Regions from separate parts of the Mus musculus genome. Here region 2 is linked to region 1. The links are chromatin loops, found by intact Hi-C in ENCODE. Cell type or tissue: heart. All regions are shown on one strand. Links, peaks and the distances in the headings refer to the core of each region. The heading gives the core; the rest is flanking DNA.

Region 1 (11,195 bases), core at 1,818-9,817:
AAGTTTTAGAAACGGGAGGCAAACAGGATTAGTTCTACATTGGTGGTTCTCAACCTGTGGGTCATGACCCCTTTGGAAGTTAAATGAGCCTTTCACAGAGATTGCCTAAGACCATGAGAAAACACAGATATTTACATCTTGATATATAATAGTAGCAAAAAATACAGAGTAGTAAGGAAAATAATTTTATGGTTGGGGTCACCACGCTAAGAACTGCATTAGAGTATTATTAGTAGTATTATTAGTATTATTAGTAGTATTAGGATGGTGGAGAACTACTGATCTAAACCATACTGAGGTAGCTCCAGTTTTATAAATACACTAAATAAAAAATAAACCCTGTATTCAAATTTTACCCAGTCTCATTTTTGATGTCATGAAAATACTTCACTTCAATCCCAGTCATTCTGTTGTATTATATGATTATTTTTCCCCTAGAAACTACGGCAAAATTTTAACATAATCTCTAATGACTTTTTTTCTCAAAATCTCTTTAAGAATAAAAGAGATGGGAATTAAGTGAATAAGTTTGAGATTTGCAGGAAAGTTAAGTTCTGAACCTAGGTTGAAAACCTCCCAGCCACGTTCTATCCGTTGCTTGTCTCTCGTGATGTCTGGGGGCGATTAAACTTAACTTTTCTTTTTAATTCCTCACCAACTTTGAATAGACTCTCCCAGAAAGTGAGAAATTCACTCACAGAAGCTTGTGTTTCTTTAAGAGAATGTACTGTTCTGTCTTCCACAGTCAGAAAGACTGCTAAAAGTATCATATCTTAGTAACATTTTGTTGAATCTCAGAAATAGATTTATATTACATAAAACCTAGAGTGTTGTCATTGGAAAAGAATAGTTATAACATATCCACATGCAGAGCTTAAGGCAATTTAAATCTACCGAGCTCAGAGAGAAATGAAGAATCTCTTGTGCTTAGACACTGCCCATATCAGAAAGAATTGCTTATGGAATCCCACCAATTCAGGCATTCCTGGTACACGATTTAGAGGCCTTATTTAGAAATGTAAAGCAAGAAAGATTATTTGAAACTCTTTCTGCTTAATCAATTTTGTTGGTAAATGTAAGACAGTTAAAATTGTACAGTTAGTCATAGCCACACCCTCTATCAGAAAACATTTTCAAATACGAGTTCTATAATATGACATCTTTCCTTCTGGAACACAGGTGCTTTGGTTGGCATGGAAGGGCTGGGTGCATGGAAATAACCACTCTGCATAGTTAGTATTGACCCAACATCATTTTTTGTGGTCCTAGCAGACCTGAGAGTACAGTGATTGAAGGCCAAACATGCGTGAGTCAAGTCCAAGCAGCCAGAAGGTAATTTTCCTTTCCAAGTGTCTGAAAGCCAGAACTGAGAGAACAAGAACCAGAAGTGCATAAGAAAAACCCAGAAAGGACTTCATGCTCCAGCCCTTGTAACTGGGATGACAAGACACCCTAGATAGAGAGAGCTCAAAACTGCCAGGAAATGCTCTGCACTCTATAAAGAAACTCTGCAGTTCGTGTTTAGGGAAGTCAGTTGGACAGTCATGTCTTCTTTATGCACTCTCTCCTAATGTCTGGGCTCAGGCTGCAAATATCTCACCTAAATTAACCAACATTTTAGGAATTTGAGAGTGAAGTTTTTGACAGATATGCCGTGCATGAAATGTTATGAAAAGTATCAATTAGGGTATAGAAGTTCTATGAATCATAATACATTATAAACACAATATAGTAGTGCAGTAAAGAAAAGTTTTTATTTGACGTTTTCTTTGCTGCCCACGGCAGAGCTAGGCACCATCATCAGGGCCACACTCTACAGCACACTTCTCAGTAGGGCAGAGAAACAGTGTTCACCCATCTGGAAAATCCTTGGGCCTCGCAGAGGAATCCCTATTGCTATTCAAACCCTTATGATAATCTAATCTAGACAGATATTTTTTTCTTAATGAATGAAAATGGCTTTAAATGACTATAAACCTATGTTAAATTAGCACCCTGTTAACTTAATACAAATAGCATCTTAAGCCAAATGAAATTAAATGATCCCTAAGAAAGATTATCTTAAGACTTACCAATCTTCATATGCTTAAAGAGAATTTTTATTTCAAGTGATATATAAATATCATATAACTTATCTGATGATCAAATCTCAAGTACTCTGACCTACCAAGAACACTACTTCAAATACAGAAATTAATTTTTAAAGGAAAGAAATCTCCAAACGGCAAATTACCATTAAAATGGAAGGAAGAGAAGTGGTGGAAGGAAAATATCTGTCTAATAGCACCCTGCCTAGGTAACAAGAGGCACACCATGAAATGAAGCAGAAGACTCCATACTCGGAAAATGTAGACACGGGGATCCTCGGAGGGCAAAGACAAACGCCAAGTAAGGCAGGCAGGCTGTCAAAACCAAGTATGTTTCAATTATGTGGATACTGGTTGTCCAAGGGGTACTGTGTGAACAACACTGATTAGAGAAGGTTGTTAACAGACAGGAAAATGTGTGCAAACAGGGGGCACAGGGTGTAAAAGCCTGTGTCAATGTGTTCTGTCAATGTGCACTCACCTTGAGGCTGTGAGTTCTCATCATCTTTCTTGAAACCTGACTCTGTACAGGTGTAGCTACACCGTAGAAATAGATATGTTGTAGAGCATGTATCACTATTGCCCATCTCTGAGTTGTAGTAGAGACATGTGAATTAACCTCCAAGTGCATATAAGGATATAAGCAGTATAAGTCTTGGTGGAATGTTGTCAAGGTGCATTTTCTGAAAAACTATGAGTAGAGGTTTTGTTTCTTGACAGAGCTGGGTATATCATTTGTTGTTTGGCAGGCAGGTTGCTTATTTTTCCCATCAAAAAAATTAAAATGTACATAGGTACTTCTATTAAAACATACCCGCCACAAAACCATTTCCTAGTTTGAACAACTATTTCACGTGGGTATCTCCCAGATAGGCTAGATTTTCCTATATCAGTTTCGGTTAACCAATAAATCTGTCAACACATTAAGTATTGCAGATTTGGGAAACGGCTTTCATATTTGTATTCCTTTCCTGGGGTAATTCTCTTACAGTGAATTTGCATCATAAATAAAAGCTTCAAGTGTCGCTTTTACTTTCTTCCCATTCTTGAGAAAAATGAAAGCCTTAGAGTGAAGGGCATGTTTGGGACCCTGAGTAGGTCACAGTTCCAAGCTGTAATTTCAGCAGACAAATTTGTTTGATTCCTCAAGATAATAAAAGAAGACACTTGGTTCAAAGTTTCAGCTGTCCGTCATGTTGATCTTCAGTGTCTTTGTGGTCTAGCCCAGCATGCTCTAACACTATAATACACAAACATTAACTTTAGAGGGATACTTGTTTCCAAAGCTCCATAGAGTCTTCTGCCCTGAATGTTGGTCTTTCTGTGCATGTTCTCTTTCTGTCTACAAGACCATCTCTACAAATACTTCCCTAAACATCTCCATTGCCAATACTCACCATTTTCTCAATCCTGCCCTTGCAGCCTGTGTGACTCATTATAGCACAGGGTGTCTGATCATTTTGTCAGACAATTCAACTATTTCAGATATCTTTTTCACCTTTGGTTATAAAATCATTTCTAAGTATAACAGCTCATTCAGCATAGGCCTGAGCAATAATTACCTACCATATTTCTGGACTATTATGTGGATGACTGTTTGAGTACCTAGAGTATGCCTAGCTATACGTGTACTCCACTGTGGTTGACCCCCAAATGGGCCACCCAAGAGGATGCCATTTCTTACACAATTTCCTCAACAGTACTTCTCATAAGAAGACTATGGGGGCATTTCTTTGCCACAGCAAAAAGCCAACAGAGTATTCTGATCTTACCACCCACATATCCAAAGCCTCTGTCACTGGCATCATTATACTGTCAGCAGGTCTCTTCACTCATGGACCAATGCTAAGCCTATTTCCTTAGATAACGTATCCCAATAGAGGAAAACAGTTCCAAACTCAGCACTTCTCAACATGAAGGTCAAGCACTGGGTGCTGTGCCCTGAACTCTGGATTTGGAGACCTAGTTCCACCCATAGTCTTGACCCGTCAAAAAGTCTTCAGAACTCATCTGTGGATAACAGCTATGACTATGGGATCCAGTTGACCACTGAAACAGCACTTTAAAGAATCAGGGCTACAGTAGAGCATGTAGAAATGTCTGGTATGAATTATTATTTAATAAGTCAAGGCTATTGTCAAGGTTAATATGTCAAGGTTATAACACAATATTTAATAAATAAATACATCTACATACAGCTACACCTCTTAAGTATTAATTTGGGAAATTCAAAGAATGACTGAGTCCAAGGTGTGGTCTGAGCTCTATTGACTGTTGAAATTTCAGTCTGAAAAGTAATCTAAAGTCCTTCAGTTAGTTTTTGAAAGACAAAACAGCCATCTTGGGGAGGCAGTAAGGGTGTCCTCTCCCTTCCCTCCGGAAGCAGAGGCTCTGAGGCTGCCAGGTAAATGGCACACACACATTGCATAGAGCATATCTCCACAGGCCCCATAGCAACGACTTTCAACTCTTTTCCTCTCCTGATTTGCTCTTTCTCCCTCTATCACTAGCCCTGATCAATGCAGCAGGTCAGCCTGAAAGAATGGACAGCCTCCAAGCCACATACATTTAAACCACTTTAATGCAAATATTGATCTTAGGAAAAAGGACACAGAATGGGCTCCCACCCCCTACATACACACACTTTTTAGTGAACGTGCCTTTTTCCTAGGGTTCTACTACCCATAATAAAATAAATCCCGTAGAGCAGTATTCTAGCATCTTTTATTCACAGGAATGCAGAAGTCACCCAAGAGATGGGCCAAATTCAATGCCAAGTATGCAAACCTCCTTTGTAGGTACTTTGGTAGACTATTGAGTCATATTCTCTTAATCACGCTTGGAACCCTTCTCATATTTCCTAGGGGAGCTATTCTGGTCCACACAAAGGCACACTATCAGAGTGGGTGTGGTATTTTGAATCACAGGAGTAGTTGTGCAACACCCATGTCCACTATTCGAACATTTATTTCTTGTGTACCCAAGATTATCAAAGCATTGTAGCAGAAAGCCACTGTCCAAGAGGCAGAATTAGCAACAGCGTCCAAGTAGGAGCTGAAGCCCAAAAGGAGAGAGATCAAGGGCAGGAAGGAATTCTAAGGGCCACTTTGAAATTCGAAACTAAAAAGATCTGATATTCTATCTGTAGGCATTTTCAGGCTAGAATAGGGTGGCGGTTGGGAGGGGGAGAAAGGAGAAGAAAAACTGCGTGTACAAAGAAAGCTTGCTTGGCCTGTGGCCAAGAAAAGAGGCATCACAAACTGGGAGGAGTTTGAAGGCAACACAAAAGAACCTAGAGCCAAAGGACAGAGGGGGAGACAACCCAACTTAAAAGCTCTGGGCCAATGCTGGTTGCTTCAAAGCCGTGCTAGCTTCTTATACATGTTTGTCTCCCCCAACACCAAGGGTTTGTCACTGCTGTTGTCATCTCCAGTGACTGGAAAGCAAAATAAAGCTGCACAGGCTCCCCCACCTCTACTGAGATGGCTTCAGACATGGAAATAGCCCAGTACAACCTTCACCACAAAGGAGCGTTCCTCTCTCGCTTCCCTTTGCTCCCTGAGACGCATCTTTATGCAAAGGGGCAGATGTCATCATGACAGGGACCAGGAGATGTGTACATCAGGTGGACAGAATGTTCACTGTGGGCTTATCAGCCTAAAAGCTGCAGATAACTGGAGGTGAAGAGAGAACTGAGTGGTATGCAAAGTGGGAGGCCAGCTAGGCAGAAGGAAGCCTTTGACCTTGGAGAGGCGAGGCGGAGTCGTACCAAAGTGTAGGGTGGGAGTGGGGGAATGGAATGAGGAATTCCGTGCTGTAATATATTCTGGTAAAAATGGGGCTGTCATCTTGAGCTACAAGTTAGAAAGTTATTACTTTTAATATGCCACTACCTTAGGCCTATACTGTTATGTAAAAGAAAAATAACCTTGTGTGACAGTTTAACATTGATCGATGTGCCTGCCAAACGCGAAGAGATAAATAAGCAGGTGATGAATAAACACCACTTCAAGTAAAGACATTACGCCGCATGCATAAAACGGCGCCAGGCACCTAGGAGCTGTGGGTGGCCGAAGGTTGGCCATTTCATGCCCACTCAGTAAAGCAGACTTAATCGCTTCCAATATTTTCTGTTAAAAAGCACGCTTAATGAGCCAATTTCACAAGCCCAGAGAAACTGATTATTATCTCCGAGTTCCAACAGAGTTGGTTGTTTTCCAAGAGCCAGCTCTTTTTTTTCCTTGATGGGATAAAATCCTTTTTTAAAAGAGAGAGAGAAAAGAGAGAGGGGTGCCAGAAGAGAGAGAGAGAGAGAGAGAGAGAGAGAGAGAAGAGAGAGAAGGGGGAGTGAGAGAGGGAGGGAGGGAGAGAGGGAGGGAGGGAGGGAGGGAGAGAGAGAGAGAGAGAGAGAGAGAGAGAGAGAGAGAGAGAGAGAGAGAGAGAGAGAGAGAGAGAGAGAGAGAGAGAGAGAATATGTGAGCCAAGGAGCCAGCCTGAGGGCACAGACTCCTGCTCACCAGGCAAGAATGGCCGCTAGATGGCAGTGTTACCCTGCAATCTGCCCCAGGGCCCAACTAGGTCTGGACAGAAAGCTAGGAGGGTAATTAAAGCTCAAAGCAGCCGCCTGAAGAGTTCACACCCTACCACAGTGCAGGCCCTTTGTCCAGTTTCTTCATGCCCAAGCAGCTAGAAGGCAAGAGACAAAGGGACAGCCCCCAAAGGCCTCCGTCCCTCTAACAAGCAAGGTTTGAGCATTGCCTGCTAGGCTTCCTTTCTTTGGGTGCAAGAGTCCTTTCTCTGGTGACATATTTACACGGAGAGCTTGGCCATCACTGTGTACCTTACAGGATGAAGCAGACGACTACTGGGGGCAAAAATTCCAGAAGACAGAAATCTCACCTTTACCTTTTTTTATTTTTTTCAGGAGAGTGGCCCCTTTTCTTTTCTTTTCTTTTCTTTTCTTTTCTCCTTTTCTTCTCTTTTTCTTTTCCTTTTCCCCTTTTCTCTTCTATGCACTTTGCACACTCCCCCGCCCCCACAACGTTTGTTTTTGTTTGTTTTTGTTTTTGTTTGTTTGCATAGTTTCAGTAAGAGGTCTACAAAAATGGATACGAATAGGGTGGAAAATGGATACGAATAGGGTGGAGGGAAAGAGAAAGACAGTGCCCATGATGGTGAGAACAGGAACATATAACACTTTGTGTTTCTGACTGAGTTCATGAGAAGGCAGCTCACTGAAGGCCTGAGAAGTACTTTTCTTTCTGGTTAGAAGTTGCTCCTGTAATAACAGACTATGACAGAAAAGCATTCGTATTTTCTCGCCTTGTTTTATAAAATGACAGGTGCATAAGGAAACAAACACCCAAAGATGGAGGGAAAGGTGTGTGTTTGCTTGCTTGTGCTTGGTGAGGTCCAGCTCGCCAAGGCTAGCAAGGACCCTTGAGGTCTTTTGCCTGTCCTTTTGTCTCCAGGATGACACCTGCCCAGTGAGGCTCTTGAGTAACTTCTCTGCTTCGGGTGCCTTCTCCAGTCACCTGTGGTAAATACGCTCTGGAGTTGGTCCTTTCTACAGTTCCGTTTCTGTTTTATCCCTAGCATCTCTGCTTTGCTGCTCTACAGAAGCAGACTCCAAGTGGTATTTTCTCTGAAGCTTCTAAATGCTCCTCAGACGTCCTGATTCTTCTCTGTAATGGACCAATCGTTGCTAAGCATTACTTCATTCTTCTCTCATAGGTGTCTAGAAGTAAAAGATAAGAGCCGAGAATTATTTTTGCTCTATTGCTAACTCTCTTCTCCTTTGAATCATCAGAGACAAAATTAACCTCAAAATTCATGAATTTAATACTTCTGTCACACATCTTGAGAACATTCTCTTACAGAAAAAGAACACACATCAATTATTTGGTTAGCTGATAAGAAATGAAAGGCCAAGTTTGGAAAATGTTCAAGTTTTCTATGAATATTCATAAATAATGAACTTGCATCTCAAAATTTTCGCATCACAAAAGTTAAAAGAACATACATAGTAAGTGATATCTGAATGTATCATTTCTGAGAGGGGAGGGTCCCCCAGACGTCCACTGTCTTTTCCCACAACAGTGTGTTAGGCACTGTGAACAGAGCCTGGGTCTACTGTCCTCGAGCACACTGGCTGGTGGCTTCAAAACAGTAATGAGGTCAAGGAGAACGGTCTCCAGAGTTGGTCCCTTGCCTGGACCTAGGAGGTCCTTGATGGCTGCTGGACTTAATTAGTTGAAGAGCCAGGAAAGAATAATCGTGTTGCCTAGGGCTGCCACAAATGGATACTGTACACCAGCTGGCTTGAGAAGACAGAGACTACCTTTTTTTTCACCATTTTGGTAGTTTCAAGTGTGCAGTGTTCAGTTCTGAGGGAAAATGCATTCCTTTCCTGTGTTCAAGCTTCCAGAGGCTGCCAGCCCTGGAAAGTTACCACGTGACATGTCAGGTGGGGTAGATAATTCATAAGATGGTGGCAATAATCACGGTACCTTGTAAATCAAATGCTAATTTGCAAGCCTTAAATACATATAACTTGTAAAATGGATATTTATTAATAAGGGGATGGTTTGCAATTCAATCCAGCTCTGAGGTCACTTGCAGCAAGAATGCTGGAGGATACGGCATCCCAAAAACTTCGGATCATGCCTCCCAGTCAGTAAGAAAGATGAGAGGGTCAATTCGAACTCTTCTACATGCTAGTTGAACCTGCACCATTTGTTGAAAATGCTGTCTTTTTTCCACCAGATGGTTTTAGCTCCTTTGTCAAAGATCAAGTGACCATAGAAGTGTGGGTTCATTTCTGGGTCTCCAATTCTATTCCATTGATCTACCTGTCTGCCACTGTACCAGTACCATGCTGTTTCTTATCACACTTGCTCTGTAGTACAGCTTGAGGTCAGGCATGGTGATTCCACCAGAGGTTCTTTTATTGTTGAGAATAGATTTGCTATCCTAGATTTTTTTTGTTATTCCAGATGAATTTGCAAATTGCTCTTTCTAACTCTGTGAAGAGTTGAGTTGGAATTTTGATGAGGATTGCATTGAATCTCTAGATTGCTTTCAGCAAGATAGCCATTTTTACTATATTAATCCTGCCAATGCATGAGGATTGGACTTCAGAGACTTGAAGTTCTTATCATACAAATCTTTGACTTCCTCAGTTAGAATCACACCAAGGTATTTTATATTATTTGTGACTATTGTGAAGGGTGCTGTTTCCCTAATTTCTTTCTCAGTTTATCCTTTGTGTAGAGGAAGACCACTGATTTGTTTGGGTTAATATTATTTCCAGATACTTCACTGAAGTTTTTTTTTTTAATCAGGTTTAGGAGAATGGAAATTAATCCATTCTTATGTCCTTGTACAAAGTTCAAGTCTAAGTGGATCAAGGAACTCCACATAAAACCAGAGACACTGTAACATACAGAGGAGAAAGTGGGGAAGAGCCTCAAAGATATGAGCACAGGGGAAAACTTCCTGAACAGAACAGCAATGGCTTGTGCTGTAAGATCAAGAATCCACAAATGGGACCTTATAAAATTGCAAAGCTTCTGTAAGGCAAAGGACACTGTCAATAAGACAAAAGGCCACCAACAGATTGGGAAAAGATCTTTACTACTTCTAAATCCGATAGGGGGCTAACATCCAATATATGCAAAGAACTCAAGAAGTTGGACTCCAGAAAACAAAATAACCTTATTAAAAATGGGGTAGAGAGCTAAACAAAGAATTCTCAACTGAGGAATACCGAATGGCTGAATAGCACCTAAAAAAAAGTTCAACATCTTTAATCATCAGGGAAGTACAAATCAAAGCAACCATGAGATTCTACCTCACACCAATCAGAATGGCTAAGATCAAAAACTCAGGTGACAGCAAATGCTGGCAAGGATGTGGAGAAAAAAGAACACTCCTCCATTGCTGGTGGGATTGCAATCTGGTACAACCATTCTAGAATCAGTTTGGCAGTTCCTCAGAAAACTGACATAGTACTACAGGAAGATCCAGCAATACCTCTCCTCGGTATATACCCAGAAAATGTTCCAAATTGTAATAAGGACACATGCTCCACTATATTCATAGTAGTCTTATTTATCACAGCCAGAAGTTGGAAAGAACCCAGATCTTCCTCAACAGAGGAATGGATACAGAAAATGTGGTACATTTACACAATGGAGTACTACGCAGCTATTAAAAACAACAAATTTATGGAATTCTTAGACAAATGGATGGATCTGGAGGATATCATCCTGAGTGAGGTAACCCAATCACAAAAGAACACACATGATATGCACGCACTAATGAGTGGAATTAGCCCAGAAACTCAGAATACCCAATTTGCAAAACACATGAAACTCAAGAATAAGGAAGACCAAAGTGTGAATACTTCGATCCTTCTTAGAAGGGGGAACAGAATACCCATGGAAGGAGTTACAGAGACAAAGTGTGGAGTAGAGGCTGAAGGAATGACCATCCAGAAGCTGCCCCACCTGGGGATCCATCCCATAAATAACCACCAAACCCAGACACTATTGCAGATGCCAACAAGATTTTTCTGACAGAAGCCTGATATAACTGTCTCCTGAGAGGCTCTGCCAGTGCCTGGCAAATATAGAAGTGGATGCTCACAGTGATCCATTGGTCAGAGCACAGTGTTCTCAATGAAGGAGCTAGAGAAATACCCAAGGAGCTGAAGGGGTTTGTAACCCCATAGGAGGAACAACAATATGAACTAACCAGTGAGTCCAGAGTTCCCTGGGACTAAACCACCAATCAAAGAAAACACATGGTGGGACTAGTGTCTCTAGCTGCATATGTACCCAAGAATGGCCTAGTCAGTGATCAATGGGAGGAGAGGCCCTTGGTCTTGTGAAGGTTCTATGCACCAGTATAGGGGAATGCCAGAGCCTGGAAGCGGGAGTGGGTGGGTTGGGGAGCAGGGAGGTGGGGAGGGGATTTTCGGAAAGGAAAACTAGGAAAGGTGATAACATTTGAAATGTAAATAAAGAAAATATCTAAAAAAAAAAAAAAGAACAAAAAAAGGAAAAAAAGCTGAGAGGGAAATGATGGATCAAAAGACTTTGTGTG
Region 2 (11,195 bases), core at 2,013-10,012, 760 kb after region 1:
AGTCGGTTGGCTGGCAGGTATTAATGCAAACAAAGATATACCCAAACCAAAGAATTGTTAGGTTTCCATAAAAAAGCTCTAGGAGACACTGGATCACTACTGAGCTTGAAATTCATAGCCCTCCTTTGGGGGCCTAGAGAACTGAGTTCCTTCTGAAGCCATGTATATATCTCTTTACCCATGACATGATTGAGTGTGTGCAGTTTGCAAGTTTCTCTAACTTGAAGAGAATTAGTAGACTTTTATATCTTTAAAACCAAGACTAAGTAGTATGATCAAAAGCCAAGGAATGGTGTTCCAGATCATGGACGGTGCTCCAGATCACGGATGGTGCTCCAGATCATGGACGGTGCTCCAGATCATGGACGGTGCTCCAGATCATGGATGGTGCTCCAGATCATGGATGGTGCTTCAGATTATGGAAGGCTGCTATGTTTTTCAAGCACAGCCCATGGGCTGGCTGAAGGGTTAAGGGTGCAAGCCAGAATGAAGCAGAGCAAGGAAGAAGAGGATTTTCAGAACCCTGTAGTAGATCATTTTAAACAAGAATCCCTAAGGAGGATGTTATCAAAAGGTATTATAGCTGGAAACAAACCTCAGTCACAGAACCAAGTTTTAAAGAAAACACAGTCTTAGTTAAAACAGAATAAAAATAGCATTAACTACACTAAAAACTCCAAAGCAAATAAAACCTGTGAGAACACCTGCCTTGAAAAGCAGCCACATTTGTTAGTATTAAAAGTCTTCACTAACAGGTGATTCTCTCGAGTCATCTTCTTTAGCCGTTCAGGGAAACATGACCACACCACAGGGTCTGCCCAATTCACCAAGCTCTCTAGTAAACAGATTATTTTTTTATTACGAAGTGTTAGAACTCAAGCCGACTTGAAGTTCAATGTCCTTAGTGCTTACTTTACATTTATTTCATTTTCTTAAATCCTGCCGAAATATGTATGTGTGGGAGTACAGCCTTTCCACAAATTATCTTGATATTTGGGGGCCTTATTTTCTTTGGGAATCTGGTGTCTCTCATCTTTGCAAAGTTAGAGGATACATTCTAAGCAGACACCTCATTGAAATATCTGCTTGCCGCCCACCAGAGACAAGAGCAATGCTTACTCTTCTTCTCTGCCGTCTCAATGACCGAACTGGATCAGGAGTCCATAAAGCATTCTCAGACCTGTGGTATGCAAAGATAAAGAGGCTGCTGAAACTTTGTTGGTGAAAGCATATTAAGTATATGTATTTTGTTAGGAAAGGAGAAACAAAAGCAAGGCATTTGGCAATCTGCAGACAGAATTGAAAATATGAAGTTAGCCTAATTAAAAATACATTTTTTTAACTAAGCGCTGGTTTTGTGGTAAGCTCGAAGGAAGGCCGTGAAAAATTACATGGAGCTACCTGCAAAAGCAGTTACTTCCCAGTCTTCAGACCTGCCCAACCCACTAAAAGCAGCAGTGCAAAGACTGTGGCCTGAGAACAAGACAGGGTTCAGAGGAGCAGCAGCTGCAATCACCACCGGCTCTCACCTGCTCCTCAGAGATGAGCACGCAGCGCCAGTGAGGTAGCACAGCCTCTGGTGGAGGGGATACGGTCAGCTCAGGGGTTAATAACTGAGCTGGGAGACCAAGGCCCCAGCTTTTCTCGGGCTTGTGCTCCACTCCTACTAGGATACAAGCTTAGAACCAAGAAGAAGGTGAATCAGAAAGATGGTGAATTTGGAAGTGACAGGGAAGTGCATCATGAGGGCTTTGTTCTTACTCCTGAATGCTCATAGAGGCAACAAACTCAACCTTGGGAGAACCCAGCTCTCTCAAGGGAATAATGTCTCTTCCGTTCACGATTCATAGACAGAGGTGAAGCCAGCATGGTGCAAAGATTGGGTAGAAGGAAAGAAAAAGGCAGAAACTGTTAATACAGCAACCCAGAGAAACTGTAGGATTGTACTACACAAGCATTTTTTTTAACTTCATTTATTTATTTATTTTGGTTTTTCTTTTTTTTTTTAAATATTTTTTATTACATATTTTCCTCAATTACATTTCCAATGCTATACCAAAAGTCCCCCATACCCACCCACCCCCACTCCCCTACCCACCCACTCCCCCTTTTTGCCCCTGGCGTTCCCCTGTACTGGGGCATATAAAGTTTGCGTGTCCATTGGGCCTCTCTTTCCAGTGATGGCCGACTAGGCCATCTTTTGATACATATGCAGCTAGAGTCAAGAGCTCCGGGGTACTGGTTAGTTCATAATGTTGTTCCACCTATAGGGTTGCAGATCCCTTTAGCTCCTTGGGTACTTTCTCTAGCTCCTCCATTGGGAGCCCTGTGATCCATCCAATAGCTGACTGTGAGCATCCACTTCTGTGTTTGCTAGGCCCCGGCATAGTCTCACAAGAGACAGCTACATCTGGGTCCTTTTGATAAAATCTTGCTAGTGTATGCAATGGTGTCAGCGTTTGGAAGCTGATTATGGGGTGGATCCCTGGATATGGCAGTCTCTAGATGGTCCATCCTTTCGTCTCAGCTCCAAACTTTGTCTCTGTAACTCCTTCCATGGGTGTTTTGTTCCCAAATCTAAGGAGGGGCATAGTGTCCACACTTCAGTCTTCATTCTTCTTGAGTTTCATGTGTTTAGCAAATTGTATCTTATATCTTGGGTATCCTAGGTTTTGGGCTAATATCCTCTTATCAGTGAGTACATATTGTGTGAGTTCCTTTGTGAATGTGTTACCTCACTCAGGGTGATGCCCTCCAGGTCCATCCATTTGGCTAGGAATTTCATAAATTCATTCTTTTTAATAGCTGAGTAGTACTCCATTGTGTAAATGTACCACATTTTCTGTATCCATTCCTCTGTTGAGGGGCATCTGGGTTCTTTCCAGCTTCTGGCTATTATAAATAAGGCTGCTACAACATTCTAAATGCATGCAATTTGAGAGCAACTTTATGCCCAAACGAAACTATGGATTCAGGATTTATTTATTTCCAGCAAGGCACCAAAGTGACTTTAGCTTATGTAGAATTAGCATGTCAAAGTTACTACATGAAGCCCTTGCTGTGTTGTCAAGATTTGGTGAAGTTTTAACTAGGAATATAGTTCTACAATCTGTTTGTCATGGAGTCTCCCTTTCTAAATAAAAGTGTCTAAATATAGCTGTGGGAAAACGGAGCACTGAAAATCATTCTGAGTATGGACAATGACGTTCTACTATCTATTGGCTTGGTCCTTCTTTATACCAGCACATTTCTTTAATGAGTTCTTGTGGGCATTATGTAAAATTTAATGTAATTGATTAAATTATAGTAACTCCTTGGCTTAGAAAGCAAAAGCAGCAAATATTAAGCTTCTTTACCATCTCATACTTTATTGAAAATGTAGCTTATATAAAAGAGCCTCATTGATCCTAAGACTATCACACAGTCTAGAGTACAGGGAACTCAGTGCCTTGAACATACAAGTGAATATTGGAAAAAATTAATTTTTTCAGTTCTTACGATTACTAGAAAATTTTAGTTATTCATAATTTAAGAGTAATGTATATATTTCTATCACTTTATAGAAAGTTACTGCAAATGTTGTGACATAAGACAATGCACATTTATTCAGTTTTGTAGATTAAGACTTTTAACGTCTGTTTCATTGTACTTAAATCAAAGTATCACTGGGGTGGCAGTTGTTCCTGAGGACTGTAGGACTCAGCTTTCCAGAGATCATCCACACTTCGTGTCCTGCTACCTGTCCTCCACCTTCAGAGCCACCAGTATAGCAATACTGCATCTTTCTGAAAAACTCCTCCATGTCCTGCCTCCTTAAGTTCAGCCGGGAAGGACTCACTGTAATTAAAGATTTACAATATTTGATTGGGCACACTTGGATAGGTGAGGATTGTCTCTCAGTTTCATAGTCATTGACCTTAGTTAGAGTTCCAAAGTGCCATTAGCATATTGTAAGTTTGGTATATAAAGCTTCCTGTTGATGAATTATAAGGATATGGACACCTCTTGGGATCATTATTCTAGCTAATCTTGTTTGTCTCCTAATGATTCTGTTTTGGGTATCTGCAGAAGCAGAGAGTGAAACAAGAATTCCAGGGCTCAAAGTTTCACTGTAACACAGACAATACTGCCAAATGAGGAACTTAGAGAGAAGTCGTATTAGCAAATGGAATACCAAGCTTCATCCTATTGGGGAACCAGAGGGAGGGCAGAGTACTGAGAGCTTAACAAAAGTGTGAAGAGCAGAACGTGACATTTGTCCTTCATATTCTTCATGTCACTGGCCCTGCATGTGGGCCTACTGTGTTCCAACAGGCAGGCTGAACACCTTAAGCAAGCACCATCATGTTCATAGTAAGTAGTTTTCACTTGAAGGAGTGAACCAGAGTTCCTGTCCCGGCTGGGGGTAGGTGGACTGACTTCATCATCTCCAAATTTATCACTGTGTTCCCCTTGCACATAGAGTTCCAGCATTTTTCTGGGTTTTCCCTTTCTAGCTCTGTGGTTCAGGTACTCTTCTGCTTCAGTCCAATGATCTCTCCCCCACTGTCTTTTGTGCTCTATTTGACCTCAAAATATGTTTTCTTTAACACAGACTTAAGTGTCATAGAAAACAGACAATCAAAAGTCTTCCATTGATTCCCCATTAACTGTAAAAGAAAGTCGTCAGCTGAGCCCTCGGGACTTCCATTCTGGCCCCACAGACTGATTTTTGTCAGCTCTTAGTTTCTGCAATGTGATGTGTGTGCACTTTACTCCAGCCCACAGAGCAGAAGCTACACCATTTGCCTGCTGCCTTTGCTTTGTTTCCTGGCCTTCGCCACTGGATCTGAGTCTGGATGCCAGGGACTCTTCACCTGGCTGGCATCAGGCTCGCCCTCATTACTCTTTCATCTGGTGACTTTCTGTGTTCTCGCTCTTGATCATAGAGTCTCCTTTTCAGGGCTAATGATCCAGTCTCTGGCATCCTTGAAGTTGTGGATGAAATCTTTCCTGCCTTTATTTAGGTTTCCATTTGCCTGTCCCAGCTGGAAGCGAGGCATCTTTCTCCTCTCAACTCTTTCACACTCTTCTAGCTTGTAGTACTGTTTGTTCCTAATTTCATAGAACACAAGCTTAATCATCTCAGATAGGTGTCAACATCTTTGAAGGGAACAGAATGTCATTTTTGTCCTTTGCTTCAAATCTTGAATGTGCTCCTTGCAGCTCCTCTAGTTTTGTGTGGCTGTAGTAGTTTTGTGTGTAGTTTTGTGTGGCTGTAGTAGTTTTGTGTGTAGTTTTGTGTGGCTGTAGTAGTTTTGTGTGTAGTTTTGTGTGGCTGTAGTAGTTTTGTGTGTAGTTTTGTGTGGCTGTAGTAGTTTTGTGTGTAGTTTTGTGTGGCTGTATTTGGAAAACACAAGTCATCTGTTTTAGAGAACTGTGACCAAAGCGAACACTGAGAGGGAAAATGAATTTATATTTTAGGGGGGAATTCTACTTCAGGGCATCTTCTTTTCACTCCTTCAATAAAGGGATGGACATAGAAAACCAGCATGCTTAAACCCAAAACTGCCTGGATAGAAGGCTGGAAGTTTCCCCAGTTCTTTTCAAAGAGGTAGTGAGAAATGAAAGACTTCTGCCTTTTCAAAACCAATGAGGTACAATTTTAAAGTATTTGGAATTTTTCATTTAAACATCTTCAATTTCAAAAAAGTAATTTTCAAAGACCCTAGAATAGAACTCACTTTGGAATTCCAAAATACCCAGAGGTTTCCTGATGGCTGGCTTTGGTCTTCTCCATCTGAAACAAATCTACATTTTTATTTGGATCCAGGAGTCAAGATGATAAGGTGGCCTGAGAAACTTGGAAAAGCATCAGGGTGGTGACCTGTGCTGATGCTGCATAGCTTTTCTCCAAGGCATAGGTATGCAGGACACACTGAGTGGTGTGGTGTGGTGTGGTGTAGTGTGGTGTGGTGTGGTGTGGTGTGGTATGTGTGTGTGTGTATGTGTGTGTGTGTGTGTGTGTGTGTGTGTGGTCTATGTTGTATGGTGTGCAATTATGTGTGTGTATGGTCTATGTTGTAGTTGTGTGTGTGTATGTGTTGTATGGTGTGGAATGGTGTGTGTGTGTCTGTGTTGTAGTATGGTGTGTGTGTCTTGTGTGGTTTACAGTGTGGTATAGTATGTGTGTGTGGTCTAGGGTGTGATGTGGTATGTATGTGTCTGTGTGGTGTGTAGTACATGGTGTGGTATGGTTTGTGTATGTGTGGTGTGTGTGTGTGTGTTTGTGTGTGTGTATGTGATGTATGGTAGGATGTGATGTGTATGTGTTTGTGTGTGTGGGGTGTGGTATGTGTGTGCAGTGTATGGTGTGGTGCGATGTGTGTGTGTGTGTGTGTGCTGGAAGTTGTACTTCACAGTAGTGTTGAGCTATTTGTTAGAGCCAACAACAATTTGTTGTTGTATTGTTTTCCAGATAAGAATATATTTTTCTGGAGGTATCATCATTTACTTATTTATGACCTCACTGACATTAGTCAGTTGAGTTAATCATCCACACATGATCACATGATGTTTGCAGTGTACAGTTCTCAGCTCTGGAAGTTTAGAAGGACTTCTGAACCTCACCTGCAAACATTTCAAAATAACTGGCTGTGCTGTGCTGTGCTGTGCTGTGCTGTGCTGTGCTGTGCTGTGCAAGTAATGCCAGATGACTGTAGTGAGCAGGCGCTGCTGTGCTCCCTACTGCCCTCTGTAGGCTGACAGAATATGAACATGGTGGAACTCGGAGCTTATAGATCATACAGAAATCATCTACTCTCCTCTTGCAAGCAATTTAAGAGCTGAGCAAGCAGATCCGACAGTATTAAGAGAAATGAGTCCCATCCAGACAACACGAGTTACAACTGAATTTCAGGTCTTCTGACTACTGGACCATAGTCTTTCCTATTTAAAGTGTGGTCCTTGGACCAGTAGTGCCACTTGAGAGTTTATTAAAAATGCCGAGTCTTGGGCTGCACTCGTGACCTTCTGGATCAGAGTCTGCTGAAACAACTTCCACAGACGAGTTGCAGTCAGATTCTTTTGAGGAAAGCTTTACCCTTGCTTTAACTGCCATGTTTGAGAACATTTCCTGAATCTCCGCATTTAGCACAGTGGCCTAGAACTAGAAATGTAATTGATGTATTTGGAATGCATTTTGGTTAAGATTTGATGTCTTAGACATATCTTTTTTTTTCTTAGACATATCTTTAAGTATTCGTTAAGTACATGGACTTGATTATACATTCTGCATGTGTTTGACATTGTACCATGGGGAAAACGTACTTGAGCACTTATTTGATACTCCCTGCTGTGACTGAAAGAGAACAGAAGCACTCTCAAGGATCTCACTATCTGGTTAAGGAAGAGGGACAATTCAGACTCGTGGGAATACTGTGGGGTAAAAGTCACAACCAGGAAGAACCCTGTGGCATATGGTGTTTGCTGTGGGAACGTGGAGTGAGATCACTGAGTTCAGACTTTGGCATGATCTATGGTGGAACCAAATAAAAGCAAAGTGGACCACCGACTGTACTGAGGAGTGAGAGGAGTGCCTGAGCCAGAGGTCCAGTCAAGAGAGAGCAGCTTAAGCTCACCTCATGTCGTGTCTCAAGGTAAGATGGAGACTACACTTAAGTGTAGTACTATGTGAGCCAGTACGAGGCTGATCTTGTCCTAAGAAGTGACTTGTTCCTTCAGATGTAAAAGAAACTATTTTTCAAACATGAGGAGAGTCCAGGCAGTACTTTGAAGTATTAATTATTGGTATACTCCATATGCATTACAGCCCAGAACATGATGGACCTATTATGTTGCTCTTTGATCCGTCTCATTCTCATCACACATCTGGCCACAGTCTAATGCTGAGACCCACAGTAACAAGCAGTCCCATGGTTCAGTCCAGAGAGAGGCAGCCAATCCTGTTAACCTTCAAAGGAACATCACTCAAGTGAGATGATGAGTCCAAGATGATGACTCTTAGCCACATGTGGCTGCCAAGAGCTCTTGAAATGTGGATTGACAAACAGAATTGTGATCAGTGGAAGAGGACACCAGGTTTTAAAGACATATCAAAAGTGAAATGTTTATGTCAATTACTTAGTGAAATATTACTTTGGCTACATTGGGAGTTAAGTGGTATATTAAAAGTAGATTCACTCTTAGCTCTTTGGTTGCAGCTACTGGAAAATTAAGAATTATACATTTGATCCACATTAGATTACTGTGGGCAGGCTATGTAAACATAAATTTACTTCCAAATAATTACCCTTTTTCCCACCCTGGGAATATCCTCCCAATTCTGTAGGTGGCTCTAGATAACCTAGAAGTGGTTTTGGACTTTAATGATTGTGTAAAATTGGAGTAGTCAAACAACATCTGAAGAATTTCTTTATATGTTATTTAAGTTTTTAAAATTTGATGTTGTACTTAAGCAGCCTTACAGTTGTTTTGATTGCTTGGATGTGTAGGTATGGGATGTGTGTAGCTCTTTCCCTCTGGATTGTGAAACACATGTCCTATAATAGGCATATGTGACATACACTGGGTGGGATGGAATGTTAGGTTCTGTTTTCAGTTTGGTGTCGATGTGATAGCTATAGTTAATAAGAGCATTGTGTGAGTGCTTGTGTTTCAGGAAGAAAGGCTCCCTGGATCTGCCTCAGAGCTTTCGATATTCTGTACAGGGAATCAAATGACATGTTCAAATTAACTGTGGCCAGACACATCCACATGATATGAATATAAATGTTTGAGTCTTGTTCAAACTAGGGTTCTTGGTACCATGAAAAAGTGGCATCTTGTGCAGTAAGTCAAAACCACTGTATCTAACTCTTTTACTGAGACCTTGCAGTACAGGATTTGCATTAAACTTAACTGTGATATTTCTTTGAGAATATGTATCTCAGCCCACTTGAAGGGAACTTCTTCAATGGCCTAAAACTTTCAGACCATAGTTTTCAATGTTTGAAAAATCATCTACTGTTCTAGACTTTTAAAGAACTCTTATTATTTGTTTACTTATGTGGTGTAGATGGTGGTAGTGGTGGCGTGTGCATGTCCTGGTGTGCTGAGGACAACGTGTAGGAATAGACTCCTTCTTGCATGTGGCTCCTTGGGATCAACTGAGATTATTAGACATGGCAAGCAAGTGCATTTACCCAGGGGGCCCCCCTGCTGGACCTAATCCCACAGTTTCACTGGCAGTATCGAGGTGGTTGATTGGGAAGACTTTGAGACTGACTATAAGCTGTTTGTTTTGCTAGTAGTAGACAGTTTTCCTGTTTCATCAGTTAGTAAGCAAAAGCAGTCCAGTGCACAAGAAGCAGCCATGGAGGTCCAGGCCCTCACCTTCATGTTTCTTCACAAATTGATTCTCGATCGATTTGTATCAATTAACTCATGGAACAGCCAACTTGCCAGCTCACCATATATCTGTCTATTGTGCTTCCCCTGCAGACCACACATTAATAGTAGGCCATTTGGGGGCACTTCCAAGTGTTTGCCCTTTCTACTCTTCACTTGGCCTGCGGCCCTTTAACCATCTGCTGGGCTCTGCCTCAGTTCCCTGTGTTATGCCTTTTCTCAGACAATAGTTCTTTGGCTTTCAGGAGTTTTAAGTAATCTATTGTGATCTGTAGTGTTGGGCTTGTCTTACAAATGAAGACTTCTTAATTCATAAAGAGAGGGTAAGTTCCTGCAATCCAAGTACTTTTTAGTTTTGCCTGTTGCCCTCAGTGCTAACTGGATGAACCAAACGGATATCCTACAGCCTATTCCTGCATGTGGAAACCAACTGAAGTGTCAAACACACACACACACACACACACACACACACAATGTTAGCTATGTGTTTTGGGCTGACAAGTCTGTTGCGGAATAAAACAACACTTAACCCTTTGTCAGGCAATCAAATGACCTTTCATGGGTGTTGCCTAAGATCATCAGAAAACACAGATATTTACATAACAATTCATAACATGAACAAAATTACAGTTGTGAAGTAACAACAAAAATAATTGTAGTGTTGGGTTTACACACAAGATGGGGAACTATATTAACAGGGCACATCATTAGGAAGGATGAGGAGCGCTGAGTTTGAAAGAATAGGAGCAAGTTAACTAAAGTTTCAGTATGCTGTGACGGGGCATTGAACTGTCCCATGCAACTTATTCCACTAGAAAACAGATCCATTAGAAGATGCAGTATGTGGCTTTTCTCTCTCTCTCTGGCTTCTGTCACCTTGCCACTTGTTTGTGACATTAAAAAAGTAATAAAATTATTAGTGGTCGTAGAGTAGTCGGAGCACCACTTCCAAGAGCATAACGGGCTTTGTTCCTACGAATGGCAATTTGTTGTGCATTAATTACAATCTAAGTGAACTAAGTTCCGAAGAGTTGTTGCTGTGCAGACAAAGAGAAATCAGTCAGGTAAAACCAAACTTAACTCGTGGCAGCTGGGACTACAGTTCAGGTGTCCAGGTGCTTGGCTGGCATTCACAAACCCTGGTCTCCATCCCCACAGTCACACAAATGGGCTGTGCCGGTGCAGCACTTAATCCCAGCTGTGAGAACCAGAGGCAGAAGGATTAGAAGTTCAAGTTTATCACGGACTCATTAGCAAGTTTGAAGTAATCTTGGGATATATAAGACCCTGTCTCAAAAATTAATTCATTAATCCTTGAAACTTGTAATTATCATGGAATTGAATTTCATAGAGGTTCTAGATATTTTTTTTAAAAACTGAATTCTTGGTACATTTAACAAATTCAATGTATTTCCCATTTATTCTTTGGTAAATTGACCATTTCATGAATAGTTTCATGCTCTGAGTAGAGCTGATGAATCAGATACATCTTTAGAGAGCTTATAGGACCATGTCCTTTAAGCCTATGCCCAGTACCTAGTCTAGCACCTCACACAGCTTTGAGGATGCTGTCTTCTTTTGCAGGAGTGAGGGCTCACCCAAAACTAGACTTTGAAGTCAGTTCTCTACGAAATCATGTCAGTTTTCTGGACTTTTATCTTCTCAGATCAAAGGTAAAGGGACTGAATGCTGAGCTCTTCTTCCATCCATAGAATGCTATGGTGCCAAAGCCAATGCAAGCTGTCTCTAGACATGGACAGAGTGCAGGGGTTAAAGTTACTGAGTCACTCATGCTGAGTAGGATCATC

The links. Peaks named below come from ENCODE experiments on the same cell type or tissue, not always from the same donor. Only the 100,000 strongest peaks of a DNase experiment are listed, where the experiment ranks them.
Region 2: it touches region 1 in a loop (10-fold over the local background); 18 of 42 quality-filtered maps call a loop at or near these places.

What each region holds. Positions count from the first base shown.
Region 1 is chr11:26,957,230-26,968,424 of GRCm38, reverse strand. No RefSeq gene overlaps it. Among named protein-coding and RNA genes, the nearest start is that of Gm25387, 360 kb to the left of the region's middle. In heart, for the core only: a CTCF peak has its summit at 6,622 (motif pointing right); a DNase peak (open chromatin) is centred at 6,654; H3K27ac peaks cover 727 bases.
Region 2 is chr11:26,196,646-26,207,840 of GRCm38, reverse strand. All of the region lies in intron 1 of 5730522E02Rik (RIKEN cDNA 5730522E02 gene), which reads left to right. Mir6372 (microRNA 6372) reads right to left here and starts at 5,601; the gene lies at 5,493-5,601. In heart, for the core only: a CTCF peak has its summit at 6,734 (motif pointing left); no DNase peak of the experiment used is centred there.